Linked DNA regions of Homo sapiens: region 1 is linked to region 2. The links are chromatin contacts, found by Hi-C or POLR2A ChIA-PET in ENCODE. All regions are on one chromosome and are shown on one strand. The core of a region is the stretch at or near the end of the contact, and the rest is flanking DNA. Distances in the headings are between cores, read along the strand shown. Region 1 overlaps OXA1L-DT (OXA1L divergent transcript). Region 2 holds the start of LINC02332 (long intergenic non-protein coding RNA 2332).

What was found. Hi-C counts contacts between places; a loop is a spot of excess contacts on that map. ChIA-PET counts read pairs that join two places held with the same protein, here RNA polymerase II (POLR2A). Pooled maps may share reads with other maps.
Region 1: a loop to region 2 is called in a pooled map, with 3 times the contacts of the local background. The contact joins the enhancer-like site here to the promoter of LINC02332 in region 2. A Hi-C loop is called at or near these places in 6 of 50 pooled maps. POLR2A ChIA-PET finds 5 or more read pairs at or near these places in 2 of 52 experiments (GM10248 and H1).

Annotation. Positions count from the first base shown.
Region 1 is chr14:22,743,324-22,750,694 of GRCh38, reverse strand. The region is part of intron 1 of OXA1L-DT (OXA1L divergent transcript); the gene reads left to right. Among named protein-coding and RNA genes, the nearest start is that of OXA1L-DT, 20 kb to the left of the region's middle. Within about 2 kb of position 1,899, at least 4 of the 41 ENCODE cell types and tissues checked have a DNase peak (open chromatin) inside an H3K27ac peak, as active enhancers do.
Region 2 is chr14:22,552,140-22,558,943 of GRCh38, reverse strand. It overlaps LINC02332 (long intergenic non-protein coding RNA 2332), which reads left to right and starts at 1,882. Exons shown (of 3, transcript NR_146543.1): 1 at 1,882-1,993; 2 at 2,091-2,152; 3 at 2,422-2,633. It overlaps LOC105370399 (a long non-coding RNA gene), which reads right to left and starts at 2,378. Exons shown (of 2, transcript XR_007064066.1): 1 at 1,378-2,378; 2 at 1-217. RefSeq lists enhancers at 1,277-1,486, 2,347-2,686, 2,737-2,836, 3,417-3,546 and a silencer at 2,187-2,236.

The DNA of each region.
Region 1 (7,371 bases), core at 650-3,149, 190 kb before region 2:
CTGCCAATGAGGGATGCTAGAGCAGGGCTAGAAGGCTGGACGTGGGAGAATGAATTGTTACCTCTAGTTTGTTCCATGTGGGTTTCCTATCTAATTGCATCCTGTGAGCACCATCAAGCGGCGCTTCTTCATTCCGGCAGTGCCTCTCATCCAGGAGCTGTATCCAGTTTCCAATCTTTCTAACACTTGCAGAGCCCATCTTATCATGCCCACTCAGGAACATCAGTGGTGCTCTCTCCTCAGATGTATGAATTTCAGTTCTGTGGGAGCCTTTGTTTAAGCTTCAAAGTTTTTTATTATTTATTTATTTATTTATTTTTTTTAAGATGGAGTCTCGCTCTGTCACCAGGCTGGAGTGCAGTGGTGCAATCTTGGCTTACTGCAACCTTTGCCTCCCAGGTTCAAGCGATTCTCCTGCCTCAGCCTCCCAAGTAGCTGGGACTACAGGCGTGTGCCAGCACACCCAGCTAATTTTTGTATTTTTAGTACAGACGGGGTTTCACAATGTTGGCCAGGATGGTCTTGATCTCCTGACCTCGTGATCCACCCACCTCGGCCTCCCAAAGTGCTGGGATTACAGGCGTGAGCCACTGTGCCCAGCCTGAGCTTCAAAGTTTTAATCACCCTGGCCTCTTCCCTTTGTTCCCTCAGCTGTAGGGGTGGCAACTGCATTCTGCAATTGCTACCTCTGTGGTCCTTTAGAGTTCTCTTTTTGCTCTTTTAGTTACCTAATTAGCAACTTTATAATTACTTAAAAATCCTTTATATTTAATTCTTTCCATACACTGGTGTGGTTTCTGTCTCCTGACTGGGTCTTGCCAGTTACAGAAGTGCAGCTGTGTTTTTTTTGAAAGGTGTCAGGTTTGGTTTTGAGAATATTGAATTTGCAATGACAGCGGGCTATTCAAGTGGAGATAACTTGTACATAGATCAACTATGGCCCTGGAGTTTGTGGGAGAGACATGATCTGAAAACGTTTTGTTCTCGTCAGCACTGATGTGGTCACAGTAACTATGATTGCTTGAGCTCTTCGGGTGAGTGGTGTGAAGTGCCAAGAGCAGATGGCTGAGAACAGCCTCACAAAGAAAAGGTGGCAACATTTTTAAAAATCACAAATTTGAAGATACAATGATGAATTTATGATAAAGTGTTGATAAATGAAGCTCATACCAAGATATTTTTTCTGGCTACACTTAAATTCTTACCCAGCCCATGTTTCGAAGTGTGTACCAATATTGAGGCTATCCTTACAAAGCAAAAGCCTAGGTTCCCTGGAGCTCTTACTTTTCCTCTAGCACCACTAGGGAAAGCCACCAGGTCACAGTGAAGACAGTAATTTATCCTTCCTTCTTTTGATTCTGCAAGTCTACTATCAACACTATAGTGGTACTGCAGAAAGATATAAAAGTTATAAGAAAATTTTATCATCTTATCAGTGGGACTCTCCCCATTACTAACCAGCTATTTTTTAAAATGTCTTTTAAAAAACTTTTATTTTATTTTACTTTTTTGTAAAGACGGGGTCTCACTATGTTGCCTAGACTGGTCTTGAACTCCTGGCCCAAAGTTATCATCCCTCCTCAGCCTCCCAAAGTGCTAAGATTACAGGCATGAGCCACCGAGTCTGGCCTTTTAAAATGTCTTATCAATTTATTCAAACATCTACCGAGTAGGTACTGACACCTGGTGTCAGGTGTCCATTTCTTTGCAGTTTCCTGCCCACCATTGTTCTAAGCCTTTTCTCTCCTGCACCCTCCTCTTGGTGCCCCTCCGTGCCCCTTCTCCTTTGACAGGGGCTATCTGTTACTTTGCTGGCAAAATAAAGACCATGCGAGATAAGCCTTTTAATTCCAAAACAACTCTGTGGCAATTTCTTTCTCTTCCCCATCTTAGGCGAGGAACTGAACTTCCTCTTTCTAAGTTTAAACTAACCTTATGTTTTCAGTCCTCTCTGTTCTCTCCCTTTTCTCCCTGGTGGGTGCTATAACATCTGCAATCAAAGATTTTCTGTCTTAATTATCTTCTTTTTGTCTAGCTTAAGCACCTTTAATTTCTTCTTCTCTCCTCTGCCTGCAGACATAATCCTTTTTCCTCCTTGCTGAAAAAAACAAACAAAAACCCCAAACCCCAAAGCCTTCATTTGACCTTGCTGCAATTTTTATCCTAATTTCCTCATCCTTTTGTTGTTACATGTTTTGAGGACAGAATTCCATTTTCTCAATGCAGAGTCACTCCTTGTTCTGCCCTCTTGACGTCTGCTGCTCCCTCAGCCCTCATCTCTGCCACTCAAACTGATTGCTGAAGGCAACCCTGGGTTCCTCATCCTGAGGCGTGGCGGATTTTTCTCATCCCTCATTGTCTTAGATTTCTCAGTGGTATTTGACACTGTTGATTATCTTTCTTTCTAACTCTCTCCTTTCATAGTTTTCATAGAACAACATATAATTTTCTTCCCATCTTTTGTAACCTTTCGAGACAATTTGGATGACTATATGTGCTGAGCTTAAATTCCAACATATCTACTGCAGTTTGTTGGGGGCATGAAGAAATAATGGTGTCACCGAAAACTGATTGCTGCTAAGATAGGCTTTGTATAATTTTGTCCAATGATAAAATCAACTAGGGGTCTGTCTTCAGCTTGAGAGGTCTTACTATTTGATTGTGTCAGAAGTTGGCTAAAGTAACCAGTCTCATCAGAGAATAGTGCTTGTTGTATAGTCTGTCCCTTGAACCATGCTAGCTAGCTAATCCCTAACACATTTTGCCCTTCCAATCCCTTTCATTCCTCCACGTTTTAACCTTCCAGTTTCTGATCTAGATACATTAATTCATTGTTTAGGATACGATCAAGTTCTATCTTCTGACTTTTTACGTTTATGTCCCAGTGGCATGTATTGGTTTTATTCATTAAACTTAGAGTTCTGGAGGTTTTTCTGCCCTAAGTGTAACACACAGTGCTCTATATAAGAACAACAACAACAACAAAAACAAACCCACTTCATTTGACAGGCTTTTCTCTCTTCTTTCTTTTTTTAATTTTTAATTTTTTTTTTTTTTTTTGAGATGAGGCCTTGCTTTGTTGCCCAGTCTGGAGTGCAGTGGTGCGATCATGGCCCACCACAGCCTTGACTTCCTAGGCTCAAGCCATCCTCCCTCCTCAGCCTCCCAAGTAGCTGGGACTACAGGGGTGCACCACCACACACAGCTAATTAAAAATTAAAAAAAAAAAAGAAATGGGGTCTCACTGAGACAGCCAGATGGGAGGTGGTCCCTGGAGAAACTCCAACCAGCCTGCCAGCTGAGGTGGAGCCTGGGGAAGTTCATGACTTTCGCAGCGGGGAGGAGCCTGGCCCCTCTTCCTGTGTGGAACCTGAGATTCAAAGGGTGGGTGGGATGCGCTCTAGCAGGGGGCTCTGGCCTTGCGGAGGATCCTTGTTTCCCCCTTTTATTTCCCTTTTCATTCAGTAAAACCCTACTTCACTCACCCTTTAAACTGTCTGTGAGCCTAAATTTTCGTGGCAGTGGGACGGACAAGAACCCCGTCTTTAGCTGAACTAAGGAAAGTCCTGCAACATCACTGTGTTGCCTAGGCTGGGCTTTTCTCTCTCCTTAAATGTAGAAGTTGTTTAACATGATCCTGATTTTGAAAAGTAGAATGCCTCTCGGAGATTTTATGTTTGTTATTCAAGATGAAGAAAATAGGGTTTATTATTGTATGAGAATAATTCTATTCATAAATTAAAAATGCTAATTTGAAAAATGCCATCATCCTATGAGACTGGATAAAAATAAGAAAGGATAACCTGGTCTTATAAACAATTTTTTGGGTATTGTGCAAAGTTATAGAGGAACTTCTAGTTCTCAGTGTTGTTAGCTGATATCTATCATGGCGCTTTAGACCAAATAGAAAGAGAACTGAACATTGTGAGTTGTTGGAAAAAGAGGCCTCTACAACAAAGAAAAAAGAAGACTACAGTTTTTTGAACTTTAACTGTTACTTATTCCTGATTTGAACATGGCAGATTTTTTTTTCTTTTTTTTGAGACAGAGTTTTCCTCTTGTTGCTCAGGCTGGAGTGCAATGGCAGTATCTTGGCTGACTACAACCTCTGCCTTCTGGGTTCAAGCGATTCTCCTGCCTCAGCCTCCTGAGTAGCTGGGATTATAGGCATGTGCCACCACACCTGGCTAATTTTGTATTTTTAGTAGAGATGGGGTTTCTCCATGTTGGTCAGGTTGGTCCCGAACTCCTGACCTCAGATGATCAGCCCACCTTGGCCTCCCAAAGTGCGGGGACTACAGGTGTGGGCCACTACACCTGGCCTTCAAACATGGCAGATTTTAGTAGAGCCTTAACACTTATCCCTGCTGCTGTCATTTACCATGAGTTAACTTATATTGCTGAAAGTAGGGAGATTTTGCTACTTATAGATCATAGAATTTCCCTGCTTTCCCCTTTTTATTCTTTTATGTTGTATTTTTTCTCCTATACATATGTTGTAGTTGGGTACACTGTGCAACTCAAATGCACAATTTAATTTTACTTTGATGTGAAGAAGTTGAGAGTACAATGTGACTTGGCTAGTAATGAGGAAGTCAGGGCGAGAATGCATCTTGGATTCCCCACTAGCCAATTCTGGGACAATTTGAGCCTCAAAGTTACAATGATAGTTAACATAATAACTTACTGACCAAAATAGAAATCCAAGAGTCCAAACTGATGTACGTGAAGAAATGAATAGCCTATAAAAGGAAGACAACAGAACACCTTCTCTTTACAGCAGAATGCCAACTAATAAGTGTGATAAATGTAGATAGAATGATGGAATGAGAAAATCACCATCTGATAACTACCATATTAGTAATTGCTTCAGACAAGAATCATCAATGGTAGCTAAAGTTAGCCAGCAAGTTTGATGAGGAACATGGTATTTACTAGTCTTGAATAATCTCCCTGAAGGTTACCTAGTCATTACAAAGGGAAAAATAGTAACTTTACAGTGGTGCTGTCTGGTAAACACTGCTTTAACCAAGTAATCAAAGTTATATCACTAATGATGGGACCAAGTAACATGCATTTCTCATGTGATGTATTTTTTTTTTTTTTTTTTGAGACAGAGTCTCCATCTGTCACCCAGGCTGGAGTGCAGTGGCAAGATGTTGGCTCACTGCAACCTTCACCTCCCGGGTTCCAGTGATTCTCCCACCTCAGCCTCCTGAGTGGCTGGGATTAAAGGCACCTGCCACCACGCCCGGCTAATTTTTGTATTTTGAGTAGATACTGGGTTTCGCCATGTTGGCCAGGCTGTTCTTGAACTCCTGACCTCAGGTGATCCGCCCGCCTCGGCCTCCCAAAGTGCTGAGATTGCAGGCGTGAGCCACAGTACCTGGCCTTCTGATGTGATGTATTAACAAGGACACAACATCATTTTAGTGGTATTCCTGCCAAAAATGCATATGCTGAATCTAATCATGAGGAAATATCAGACAAACTCCAATTGAGGGATATTCTACAAACTGGCCTCCAGTCTTCAAAAAAGTCAAGGTCATGAAAGACTGATGATCTGTTTCAGGTTAAAGGAGACTAAAGAGACATGACAACTGGATGTAACATAATCCTGGAATTGGAGACTGGACTTAAAAAAAAAAAGACGTGTTGGCATAACTGATGACAGGTGACTGACTACGTACTGGATTAGAAAATGGTATTGTAGGCCGGGCGCGGTGGCTCACGCCTGTAATCCCAGTACTTTGGGAGGCTGAGGCAGGTGGATCACCTGAAGTCAGGAATTCGAGACCAGCCTGACTAACATGGTGAAACCCCATCTCTACTAAAAATACAAAAAATAGCTGGGTGTGGTGGCTCATGCCTGTAATCCCAGCTACTCGGGAGGCTGAGACAGAAGAATCGCTTGAACCCTGGAGGCGGAGGTTGCAGTGAGCCGAGATCGCACCATTACACTTCAGTCTGGGCAACAGAGTGAGACTCTGTCTCAAAAAAAAAAAAAAAGAAAAAAGAAATAATGGTATTGTATCAATGATAAATTTCCTGATTTTGATAATGGTACTATGGTTATGTAAGAGAATGTCCTTGTTCATAGGAAATGCACATTAAAGAATTTAGGGACAAATAGGCATGATGTTTGCCACTTAATAGTCTCAAAGTGTTCAGGAAAAATGTATACACATATATCTGCAGAGAGAGAATGACAAAATATGGGACAAATGTAAACAATTAATGAATCTAGAGAAAGAGTATACAGGAATGCTTTGTATGATTCTTCAACTTCTCTGTAAATTTGAAATTATATCAAAATAAAAAGTTACCAAATAAGCCCAATTCTTAATTTTTTGGGGAGGGTTAATTTTTTTAAGTAAATTATTTTTAAAAGTATAATATGTATACAGAAGAGTGCACACACCAAAAGTGTACAGCTTGATACAGTTTATGAAACGAACCCCCCACGTAATCACAATCCAGGATTTCAAACACAAAACTTCCATGTTCTCTACTCAGATTTCCCAGTTGTTAACATTTTGCCATATTTCTCTCTCTCTCTAACGTATATGATGATTCTTTTTCCAAACCATTGAAGAACAAGTTGCAAACACGATGATCCAACCCTTAAATACTACAGTGAATTTCCCCTGAACAAGGACATTTTTCCTGTATGATACAACTATCCCAATTCAGGAAGTCAACATTGATATAACGCTACTACACAATTAACAGACCCTGTTCAAATTTTGCCAACTGTTCCATTCTCTCTTTGTAGTCTAGAATGTGATCCAGTATCACATTGCATTACTTGTTGTGTCTTTTTAGTCTTCTTCCATCTAGAATTGTTTCTTAATGTTTCCTTGTCTTTCATGACCTTTACAGTTTAAACAGTATATTCTATTTCATTCTCTAAGTACTCTCAGTTGGGGTTTGTCTGATGCTTTCTCTTGTCCATACTCAGGTCATGAATTTTTGGCAGGAGTGGCCCCCAAAATAATACTAAGCTGGCTGGGTGTGGTGGCTCACGCCTGTAATCCCAGCACTTTGGGAGGTCAAGGCGGGTGGATCACCTGAGGTTGGGAGATCGAGACCAGCCTGACCAACATGGAGAAACCCCATCTCTACTGAAAATACAAAATTAGCTGGGCATGGTGGTGTATGCCTGTAATCCCAGCTACTTGGGAGGCTGAGGCAGGAGAATCACTTGAACCTGGGAGGCAAAGGTTGCGGTGAGCCGAGATTGCGCCATTGCACTCCAGCCTGGGTAACAAGAGTGAAACTCCGTCTCAAAAAAAAAAAGAAAAGAAAAGAAAAGAAAAAGAAAAACTTTTCCTTCTTCCTTAATCATTCATTCATTCATTCATTCATTTA
Region 2 (6,804 bases), core at 633-3,132:
ATCCTATCACCTTTGGAATGGGAACATGCCCACATTTCCAGAGCGAACAGACACTGGAGTCCTCTCTTCTCAAAGGTGGCGAACCGTCCTGGAGTGACGTGGGGTGTTCTGGCCTGCGAGGAGATGGCTGCCCGCAGAACCTGCCCGCTGGAGGGCGCTGCAGAGGTCTGGCTCCGTGCTTTCAGATGTGTTCGGCCAGGGGCTCCAGGGGCTCCTTCTGAAAGCAGAGAAGCCCCCAGAGGTTGAGAGGGGAGATAAGACGTGAGCCTTTTCAGCTGTGATGTGGTGAGGAGTCAGGGAGGCCGTGAGCACTGTGGGGCCAGAAGTGTTGGCTTCTGTCAGAAACTCGGCCCAGCCTGACCGCTGCCTCCTGGCCCTGTCATTTCCCCTCCATCACGCGCTTCCTTCTGGAAGCCGGAAGCAGGAGGTGGGAAGCTGCGGAGGTAGTGACAAAATCATGGTGTAACAAGAAGCTCCTAGGGCCGAAGTGACTGGAGAGGTGGCCACATACTATGAGAAACACCAGCGCACCGGCAGGGCCTGGGGAGTTCTGAGCTCTCCCGGGCTGTGTGAAGCCGCAGCCAGCCCACTTTTTTCTCAGTATGGCAGTGCCATCTGACCTGGCCCAGCCCATCTTGTTCGGGTCATGGTTCGTCTTCCTGGGCATTCTGATGCATTCCCACTTCATATTTGCACTGGGATTTCAGTTTACTAAGCATTCCACACCCATTACTGCTTTCAATCCCTTCAACAACACTGAGAATAGGTGGGCAGGTATTTTTATCTCTATGTGAATAATAACACATGGGGACTCAGAAAAATTAAAGGCCCCAGGAGAGAAGGCTAGTGAGGGGCAGTGACGCTTAGGGACAAACAACTGGTTCTCCTGCCTCCTGCCTGAGGACTCCTGCCTGAGGAGAATATAGTAACAAAAGCCTCTGTCTTGCAATTGCAGCCATTAACACATCTCTTTCATACCCACTACTCACTGGACTGTTAACTCCTTGAAGACAGAAACTCTGTGTGTGTGTGTGTGTGTGTGTGTGTGTGTATTTAATGGGAGCAGTACTTTCTTGAGGCATAATTACATGAAAATACACTAATGATGCATTTGATATATATATAGCCATCACCCAAGATAAAGATATGGAACATTTCCACCACCCCTGAAGGTTTCCTCGTGCCCCTTTTCAATCCATCCTTCTACCCCAGAGGCAAACAGTGCCCTAATTTCTATCACCTGTGATGCGTTTTGCCTGTTCTTGGACTTCATCTGTATGGAGTCATAGTTTGCACAGAGACTGAATCCCCAGAGCACGACACAGCCTGGCACATGGCAGGTATACAATGCCAAAGAAAGCCTGGTTCTTAAACTACCTGTGAGAGAGAGTTCGTCCCACCGGGAAACTGAGGCGGTGGGCGGTTAGTGACCTGCCAAAGGCACGAGTGTATGATGTGGTGGATCCCGGACTCCAGCCAGCCTAATTCCGAACCCAAGGCCTCCTCCGGGCCCCCAGCCCTCCCTGGGCACTTCCTCCAGGGCTCCGGGTGGAGCGGGTCTGACGATCCCGGACGAACAGCGCCCCCTGCTGCCGGCCCAGGCCCCAGGCCCTCCTCTCCTTTGGGGGGGGATGTGACAGGATGACACAGGCCTTGCGCCCAGCGCAGTGACGGGCACAGGGCAGGGACTTGTGGGATAAAAGTCACCTGCCCTTTTATTTTCCTCGGAAAAGAGCTTTTCCTAAACTTTGGGGGCTTTCTATCTCCAGAATTAACAGACAAAGGGAGAAGAGGTCTTTTTGGTGGAGCGCTGCTGCCCCCATGCGGGTGGATGGCGACACTACCGAAGAGCAGGCGATCAAGCCTGGTATTTTTGGGTTTCAGGTTCTGCGGCTCCCTGAGACCAGCAGATTCCTGGTCTCCGGGTCCCTGGGTCCCGGACGTGTCCATCAAGGCGTCCATTAGGGCCATCACCTAATGGACAAGCATCAGGGTAAGGGGGGAGGTGCTATTGGGGGGGGGTCCCTCAGAGAATCAGCCCTAGCTCTGTGTGGGGGCAAATACGGCCTCCCCACCTCCTTCCCTCCCAGGAGACACTGGCCTGAGCATAAGTCTCGAGGGTCTGCCCTGTACTAAGCAAGCGCTTAATCAGGTGAGATCAAGGTCTGATCTTGGCTGGTTTGGAGGGGCAGCAGAGGTGCGGTGAGGGAGGCGGCTCAGCGGTGGGGCCAGCAGCACCTCCCCAGCCTGCTTGCGGGCCCGGTGCAAGTCACCGAGGGGCCGGCAGCCCCTCCCAGCCTGGCATGTTGGCCTTGCTGCACCTGCGGTTGGGGGGTGGTGTAACGGCCCAGCCTGCTCCCCTCGGCACGTGGCCTGGGGCGATGCTATCTCTAACTCAGTATTTTAAACTCTTCTTTCCAGAGGATGTGGCTTCTGCGGGAGAGCTTCAAAGGGTGCCCTACTTGCCCCTCTTGGTAACCATGACGTCATGGAAATGGGAGGGGACCGCCCCAGCCCCCAAACACCTGGAGGGAAGTGGGAGACTTTTTCCACTTCCTGTTCTACTTGTGGCTACTGACTCAATGTCTGACCTGTTTATTAATTGCAAAATATAGCTCTATGTGTGCTACCCAGAGAGGCCTCAGGCCTGTGTGTCTCTGTGTGAAAGGAGGCCTGCACTCCCCACCCCTCGCCGCGTTGCCCAGGTGGCCTTGACACAGACGCAGGGCGCTGGTGGTCCTGCAGCCTTCCGGCAGCCAGAATGACAGCACTGGGTCTCCATGTGCTTGCTCCCCCAGACTCATCCCAGTCAGAAGCTCGTCTTCCCACACATGGCTCACGGAGGTAGATGGGTTTTAGAGTAGGACTCATGGAGAAACTGAGGCGAACCCACATAAAGTGACTGTTGGCTCTGGACCTCAGTGTGGTCACACAGTGAGGTCAGACTCCCAGGTACCCTGCGTGATTTACCACAGTCCCTGTCCTCCAGGCTTTGTTGGATAGATGTGTGCCTGCCTGGGGGCTGCCCTGAGCAAGGGGCCACCACTCAGGCTTTCCTTGTTCTGAAGTTCTTGACAAGTTACTTTAGCTCTTGGCAAAACTGTGAAGCATTGACTCACCTGACCACTTCCTCTACTAATCCCCACTTTCCTTTCTCCTGTACTCCCCACTCCTCACACTCAGCTCCCCCCACCCAGAGCCTAACTGCAGGAGTCATTCACTTATTCATTTAACGGCATCTGTTGTGTGCCAGGCACTGTTCTAGTTCCTGGGGACACATTGATGACAAGGGACATTCCCATCCCACAGAGCACACAGGCCAGGGGACTTCCACACTAGGATGGTACCTGATAATAAGGTGCTATAGGCCTGTCTGTATACGTGATCCCAGGGGAGTTGAATTTTATGTTTGGACCTAAAAAATAAGCAACTCCTTAAGACTCAGATGGCTGCCCCCAGTGAGGGTAGCAGCAGAGGGGTTGCTCTGTCAGAGCTGAAGACCTCACCAGGATGCTCCTGAAGCACGTGCTTGCATAGCCTGCCCTTTCTCCTGAGTGGCTGTGACTCCAGTTGCACTCAGAGGTCAAGTCTTCAAGTGAAGTTTCAGAGAGTCCTCTAGAATCTTAGGGCTGGGGCCACAAGAGCTCATTTAGTCCATTCTTCTGCCTTTGGGACTGGCCTGTGCTTAAGTCTTTTGGGAGAGTAGGGCATGTGTCCAGAGAAGTCCCTTCTACAACTGGCCTTAGTAACATGTTCCCTGCTGGGATGTCGGCCTGAGGTTGGGTCCAGGCTGGTAGAGCTGCAGCTGCAGCTGCAGCCCAAGGCCTTGGCTCGCAGGGTCTGTGGGTCTTCATGGCCAGTCTCTTCATGACTGTGTTTTCCAGGTCTCCTCAGCTGCCTATTCCCTCCAGGCTAAGCAATGCCCAGTTCCGTATAGCTGGGCCCTCTGCACTGAGGGGCTTTGCTGTGGTGGCGTTAGGCCCAGTGCTGACTTGGCCGGTGGGCACAGGAGCCCTTCTCCTGAGCCTCCTCACAAGGCCGTTCTAATTCCCTCTGACATACCAGGTGGGCCCTGGAGCCAGATATGCGAGCAGAGCAGTCGGAGATGGATGGAGTTTCTATCCCCACTCCCAACACTTGCTCACCCTCGACCCACTTGCTCCTGGTCCACCCCTCTGACCTCTGCCCTAACTGGCTTTAGGTTTAACAGCCTCGGACATGAGGGAAGGTTCTTGCTGAATCAAGGATCTCCTGGATTTAGACGGAAATTTCTCAGGGGTGGAGCTGAGCCTGCTTTCCGGATGTCCCCCTACCTGCCCGGGCCTTGTCATCGTGCCTCCCTGCTTGGGTGTGGGTGGGTCCATAGCCCCTGCTGCATCACCTTGCATAGATCTGTGGGCGGCCTTGGGGGACCAGTGACTGCTGGGCTTTGCTGCCTGAGGGCACTGGGCTGGCAGGCCTCCACAGGCCTCCACAGGCTCCCGCAGACCTCCACAGGCCTCCACAGGCCTCCACAGGCTCCCGCAGACCTCCACAGGCCTCCACAGGCCTCCACAGGCTCCCGCAGACCTCCACAGGCTCCCGCAGGCCTCCACAGGCCTCCACAGGCCTCCACAGGCTCCCGCAGACCTCCACAGGCTCCCGCAGACCTCCACAGGCCTCCACAGGCCTCCACAGGCTCCCGCAGGCCTCCACAGGCCTCCACAGGCTCCCGCAGACCTCCACAGGCCTCCACAGGCCTCCACAGGCTCCCGCGGGCCTCCACAGGCCTCCACAGGCTCCCGCGGGCCTCCACAGGCCTCCACAGGCTCCCACGGGCCTCCTGCAGGTCTCCTGCAGTCCGGGTCTCCTCTGAGGTTCTTGGAGGGGTCTGTCTTTGACCCCTTCACTGCTGTCCAGGCTCTTGTCTCCTTCCCTCAGCCCTGTGACTTCCATGTCACTGCAGCCAACTCAAAGGAGCAGACCTGCCTCCCCAGCCACCCACACTTCCCTTGCCTGAATCTTTTTTCTATAAAACAAAATGAAGTACCACTTCAGGGGGAAAAGAAAGAGAAACTAACTGGCCCTCAGTTTTTAATGGTTGATAAAGGCTTGCTCTATTAACTCTCCCAGGGGCATTTTCATTTAATACAGGGAAGAGAATGCTTTAATTATAAGAAATTCCCAGTGGTGGAATCTCTGGCATTGTGTCAGACTGGTGAGGAGGTAGAGGCCCCCCAGAGCTCCCCAAAGGTGGCAAACCCCGCCTTTGTGAAGGTGGTATGGTCCTACCACGTGCGAGAGTGACCCTGCTGTGATGGAGGTCTGAGCCCTTTCCCTTTGGTGTTATTTAAGGGGATTGTATTTAGGTGAGAGATGGGGCAGCTTAGAAAGAACTGGGGATTCTGTGACTCCCGTCAGTAGGGCTGACCAGGAGAAGGGACACTGGTTCTTAATTCTGCAGGGGTCACAGAATCAGAGGTGCAGGGAGTGGGAGGTAGCCTCCAGTCCTACCCGACATTTCGTAAGTGGCAACACATAAGCCTGTAGAGGGGAGGGATGTGCTCTAGGTCACCTATTAAAGCTGGTACAGGTTAAGCATCCCTAATTCAAAAATCTGAAATTGGAAATGCTCCAAAATCTGAAACTTTTTAAATGCCAACATGATGCTCAAAGGAAATGCTCACTCACTGGGGCATCTTGGATTTCAGATTTTTAGATTAGGGATGCCGAATTGGTAAGTATAATGCTAATATTCCACCCCCAGCCTCAAAAAAAAAAAAAAAAAATCCAAAACCTGAACACTTCTAGTACCAAGCATTTCAGATAAGGGATACTCAACCTGTAGCTTCATCCCTATGAAAAGAAGCAGGCCTGAATTGTAGCTGAGATGATTTATGTATTTCTGGCTGGGATGGTCAGACGCATAGGGGAACCATGGAGTTATTCAGGGATGGAACCCCCTCCCACCCTGGGCATTGGTAAGCCTCAGCTTTGGGTCTTGGTAGCTGTGCTTGCTGGGTGGATGGTGGAGTGGTCTCTAAGTTGTGTTTCCCTCAGCATCCATGACCCTGGGGAAAGGTGCTCTGGCAGCAGGAGTCTCAGGAGGGAGAGCGCAGTGAGCTGTGGACCCCAGGAAGCCCCATGTCTTTTCTCTTAGGTGAGAGCTCGAGGCCTCTACTCTCCTCGGTCAAATCTCTGGGCTTGTGGGGAGACAGCTCATCTCCTTTTTTCCTCATTCTCACATCCGGGATGGTGGGAACATAAAGTCCTGCTGGGGTCACAGCTTCCTCTCAACCTTGCTCCTGGTGTCAGCTTGGGCACCTCAAAGGGCTGGCGTGGGGCTGGATCAGGCAGCAGAGTGGTGGGTGGTCCCCAGCCACGAATTTGTGAGACAATGCACAGTTTCAGTGGAAACCCAGTCTGAGAGGAGAGGCAAAGGAAATGCTCCTGGAGGGCAGGAGACAGTGGGTGGCATTTTGGGGACACTTGCTGTGTGGTCCCTGTCTGCCGCAGGTCACTGCCACCCATGTGTGTGGGCTCCTGTTATGGGTGGTCCCGTGGCGTGGCATGAGAGTGGGAGAGGAGGGGTCCAAGCTGGTAGGTGGGTTTTCCTGGCCCTCAGCATAGCCTGCTAAGCGGAAGCTTTTAGAGGTTATTCCAAGAAGAGGTTGACTTAGGCAGCTTGTTGAATGAGGCTTCCTGGACAGCATCATAGACAAATGCCTTGGTTTTTCTCTGCCCAGCTAGTGATCACCAGCAAGCAGAAAATGACTCCTACCAAACCCAGTCAAACAGAGGCACAGTCTCTGCTCTTCCAAATCA